Linked DNA regions of Mus musculus: region 2 is linked to region 1. The links are chromatin loops, found by intact Hi-C in ENCODE. Cell type or tissue: gastrocnemius. All regions are shown on one strand.

Region 1 (2,500 bases):
AAAAATGTATCTGTGGGCTGCTGTTCAGAGGAAGGAAATGCCGGGGCTTGGGGATGCCCCAGCCTGAGCCCAGGGCTCGGGGGCAAGAGGGAGGGTGCAGAGTGCAGACTCAGCCTCCAGAGGAACATTCTGTCCAGAACACTTCAAACCCTCAGCTCTAGCTTGCCAGATCTCTCTGCTCTTGTCCCAAGGGAAGTCTGTAATCTGGGCAGTTTGGAGCCAAAAAGACCCCGTGGCATCACATCTACCACCACATTGATGATCTGTGAGGTCACCCAGCACTACCTATCTTGGAGGGGGAAGGGCCTGGGAGGCAGAGGGGCCAACCAGAAGGAACTGGAATTGCTCAGACCCAAGACACAGGGAAGGCTATTCTGGGCTCACTTTTTCCCCAAAATAGAACCATAAGTAGATATGGGGTTGGGTGCTGAGAGGCAGGGGGACAAGGCATAGCATTTGGGGACATTTAGCAGAATATGACAATAGGCTGCATACTGGAGGCATGGCCTCATAACATCCCCATGAGGGCATCCTCTCAATAGAGATAATGACAACAGCAACCTATAGGCAGCAGCAGTGACAGAGGAAGCCAGAGACTCTCACCTTAAAAGCTTGCTTTGGGTCAGCTGCCTGCCCAGGCTTCCTGAGCCTTCATTCTACGTCAAGGTCTCAGGGGCTGGAGAAGGAACATTTGGCTCCTCTTCTGGCAATTTCCCGGAGGGTGCTTGCTTCTATGTGAGCCCAGGTCAGCCCTCCAAAGCTGTGTCCCTGCTATGCTCCACCCCAAAGCAACAAGAGGCAACAAAATGGGCACGGGAACAGCTGGGACTGAAGCAGGATCCTGGGCAGGCAGGAGGCCCAGGTGGCAGGGACGCTGACCTAAATGTTCAGGGTAGATTGCTGCCAAGGTCACTGCCTCTCATAGACACACTCAGCCATCAAGGGGAAAAGAACAGGCTCTGGTGATTAAGTGGAAAGCTATGCTGACTTCCACACACCCCCGAGAGGAGCGCCAAGCAAGTCCCTTCCTGTCTCAGCCCCTCCTCCAAGCCAACCCTAAGGGGCCCAGCACTACACCACGGGCTGAGGCTGGGACACCCAGGACCTCCTCTCCAGCCCCATATCAGGACCAGGCTAGAATACTGAGTATTCCCTCTGATCACAGCTCTCCTCCCACAGAGGACCAGGTCTACCATAAGGCTTTGCCTCCTCCGCATCCTTGAACTAATCTGGCCCAGAAACCCTAAGACCCTACTGGATGTCTACCCTAGTCCCTTCCACCTGCCTTCCCCTTCCTGTCAAGCCACCCCCAGCTGGCAGCAGATTCCCACTCTAAAACCCTGCCATGGGTCAATTGCCTGCTCAAGGACCCATAATGGCCCTTAGTACTTAGCTCTCAAGGTCCTGTTCTCCACCCAGACTGTGAACTCCTCTAAGCCCGGCCCCTCCCTCTCTAGTGCCAGAGTCAATAGCTGGCCCTTTCCTCTCCAGCAGAGTACATTCCCATCCCCATCTTGCCAGTCAGGGCCACCAAGTAGGTGTCCAGACCAAGGTTATACACAAGATCACAGGGTCTACTCTCCCCCAGCGAGAGCAGGCTGTCTGACTTTTATACCATATTTGCTTGCTTGCTTCTGCAATTTGTACCAAGGTGTGTGATCTACCATCTTCTAGAGCTCCCCCTACTCCTTCCTCTAAATCAGCCTGGCCACAGAGAACAGACTTTCCAAGGCGTAGCACAAGTGAGTTCATTTATTCTCCTGAAACCCAGGGCCCCCCCTGGTGAGAGTCTAGAGTTGGGCACAGATGCATTCTATGGTATGGTTTCCCTCTGCCTTGCCTTCTGATCTGGCAACCCTGTGTGCCCTGGTCAGCCATCCCAGGCCAGACTTATACCTCCTGGGCACAGCTCTGCCCCAAACACCAGGCTGCTAAAGCAGGCAGGATCCTCTCCCACTGGTGGTCAAAAAGAAGCTTTGACCTCTGACCTCTGGGGACCATGACACTTGCCTGCCCTGAGAAAAGACAGGATGTGAGCGGGCCTGAGGAAACCCAAGGAACATTCGCTGGCACCCCACACCTAATGGGTGTTAGTGACTAGTGAGGGGTTCCAGCAGCAGACATCAGTTATCAGTTCCCCATCCCAAGACAGCCCAGGTGGGCCATGTCTGATGTTTGAAACCTCTTCCTGCCTCACAAACCAACTAGCCCCATGACCATCTCCACCTCCTAAATGTTGCTTTGTTCTATTGTTCAATAGAAAACAAATCCAAACACCTCAAGAGCGGCTTCATGCTCCTAGCCCTTCTGGACTGTACAACCTCCGGTTGTGCTTGAATTGGGCTGTATGACCCCTCCCATCTCCAGCTGCTGGGGTCTTTGGGAAGCTCAGGCCCACAGACTCCCTCCCTTTGGAAGTCAGCCTCAGGTCAAGCTTGCCTTCTGGCATGGCTCCATTTTCCAGAATTTTCTAAAGATGGCCACCCATGCCCCTTTCAGC
Region 2 (2,500 bases), 60 kb after region 1:
GGCCCCTTCCCCTCCCAACCAGGCCCCCAATTGCTCCTTGGTACCAGGTTTTTGTTTGGTTTGGTTTGTTTGTTTGAGCACTTCTGGTGCACCTAGCTGAGCACTTAAGAGTCTTTAATTCACCTACACTCACAATGCTTTGGAGTTCTTATTCCCCATATCCTTGGGATGAAGGGGCTTCAGTTAGAGCCTTAGCATGCATAGCATCACTCAACTAACAAAAAAATAAAGCCCGGGGAGGAGGGGGAGGGGGAGGGTACGGCAGGGGGAAGTTAGGCACCACCGCTGTGCCTAACCTCCCTGCTGAAGGCTCCATGGCCCTCTCACCTGGGCTCCTGGAAGAGGTCAAATTTATAAAGCAAGGGCCTGCGAAAGGCAAGGAGGGGGGCGGGGCGGCCTCGACCGTGAGCAGAAGCTGGGGAAGAGCAGGGAGAGTTCTATCTAGTAGGTCTCTATTTACTAGCTCTATCTAGTTAGGTCTAACCGCCCGCGACGGAACTGAGCCACCTGCCAGCAGTTTCCTTCCAGACTCATGACACCCCCACCCCCCCACCTCCCTACACCCCATTACTCCACAAAGCGGACCCACCACCCTCTGCCCAGGCCGAAAAGACGTTTGAACAATCAGGGCCCAGCAATCGCTCCCGTCTTCTTGCCTCAGTTTCCCTCTCCTGCATGGCCCGCCAGGAAGCACTGGAGAAACTAAGCACCCAAAAGGAGAGCTGGCCCATGAAGAATGGGTGGCACCGTGTCAGCCGACTCCACGGCCCCACTCCCACTCTCTGTCAAGCAACGGACCAGGCTACCCCAGGCTGGCTGAGTGGGGCCATGCAGGCAGTGCATGGCGACCCCAGGACCCCCAGCGCCTCCGCGGCCTTGGCCTTCACCTTGACACTCGCTCCGCGCTTTGCATAAACAAAGAGCAGTTATGCCGCCCGCCCTAGACCGCCCCTACCCCGGCCGGCCGGCTGCCCCTTACCTTGGCCTGGCATTTCCGATGACAGGAGAAGCTGCAGACTGTGGGAGCGAGACAGAAAGAAAGTTTTTAGCCGCGAGGTATGAAATGGAAACTCAGGCGCAATCTCCTCCCACCCCGGCCCTCCACACCCGCCAGGGGGAGGGGGGGGGGACGAGAAGAAGGGAGGGGGGACTGTGGGGAGAAAGAATGGGGAGCCCGGGTGCGTACCCCGAGGGCGTCCGCTGGAGCCCCGCCAGGCTGAGGTGGCGGGGACCCAGGCCTAGTGCCAGCGGCACAGAGGAGCGAGGGGCCTCTCCCCTCACACCCGACAGCAGGCGGGCCTGTCACACGTGCACTCCCCTAGGCCAGAGGCCCGGGCACACCCGCGGGCACACACACAGAATTTGGGACCTCCCCCCTCCCTCCCCTACACACACACACCATGCTGGGAGCGTCACACACACCCATGCTGCAGAGACCCTGGGATCTGTGGCACAGGACACATGTGCACACACACACACACAGTTCCTTCCTGCATGTTAGTACACACACACACACACACACACACACACACACACACACACACACACACGGAGAACTTGCTCTCCCTCCCACCACAGAAGCTGGAATCAAATTTCCTATCAGGTTCCAGAAGCCAGGAATGTCCCCTGTTCGGCTGCCCCACCCCCGGGGCACTTGGCACTTGTAGGAGGTTCCAGGAGCTCTTCCCAGGGGTGGCTGAGGGCCTCTGACCTGGGCTCTGGGTTGATTTGGGTCTCCTGGTCTTTAGGTTGACTGGGACAGGAGGACCCGGTCAGTGGTTACAGAAACAGGGCAGCAGGCAAGAGAACACCCTAAATCAAGTCTCAGCTGCTCCTATTCTGCCTGCCTTCCCTCACCCCTTCCAGCTTCAGCCACCAGCTCTTAGCACTTGGCCCGGCTGTAGAGGGTCAAAGGCCCCCTCCACAGTCATAGAGGCTCTGGAGTGCCCCGCATCCAGCCAGGCCAGCAAGGTAGAGCCTGGATGTCACCTTGGTCACTGGCACCCTGTCCTGGCCCAGCTCAGGCTGTGTGACTCAACACGGGCTGAGCAAGGCTGTCTGTGCCAACCCTGGCAGCCCACAGAGCAGCTCAGGGCCATCACCTGTAGGCACATATGCCTTACCATGCCGTCCACATTCCACTTACCTTTGCCTTTTCCAGAGTCCCTGAGCTTGGCTCCCCACCCTAAGTGACCGCTCCCTCCCTTCCAGAAGGTATTCCACCGTCCTGCCTTCCTTAGGACAGAGATCTTAGGACTGAGAAAACCTCAGTTCAGTTGGTTTGAGCCCAGAACACCCCCCACCCCACCCCCACTGCTGGCCATAGACTACGGATAGACACTCACCACCATTGGTCCCTCCCCACCGTTCCTGTACCTGGTACTCAGTAAGAGTTTAATAGGCATCCAATGACCCGTGCCCCAACTAGGCAACACAGCAGAGCTGGCTCTGGGTGTCGGTAAGCTGGCCAAGGACAGCAGGAGAGCTGACCCTGCCTCCT

What was found. A loop is a pair of places that touch in the nucleus more often than their neighbours do. Peaks named below come from ENCODE experiments on the same cell type or tissue, not always from the same donor. Only the 100,000 strongest peaks of a DNase experiment are listed, where the experiment ranks them.
Region 2: it touches region 1 in a loop (4-fold over the local background); 24 of 42 quality-filtered maps call a loop at or near these places.

Annotation. Positions count from the first base shown.
Region 1 is chr1:74,007,771-74,010,270 of GRCm38, forward strand. All of the region lies in intron 4 of Tns1 (tensin 1), which reads right to left. Among named protein-coding and RNA genes, the nearest start is that of Gm39664, 22 kb to the right of the region's middle. In gastrocnemius, no CTCF peak of the experiment used is centred here; no DNase peak of the experiment used is centred here; H3K4me3 peaks cover 1,742 bases; H3K27ac peaks cover 2,500 bases.
Region 2 is chr1:74,067,630-74,070,129 of GRCm38, forward strand. Tns1 (tensin 1) reads right to left here. Exons shown (of 33, transcript NM_001289895.2): 3 at 980-1,017. Among named protein-coding and RNA genes, the nearest start is that of Gm31637, 27 kb to the right of the region's middle. In gastrocnemius, no CTCF peak of the experiment used is centred here; DNase peaks (open chromatin) are centred at 1,238 and 2,486; H3K4me3 peaks cover 1,928 bases; H3K27ac peaks cover 2,500 bases.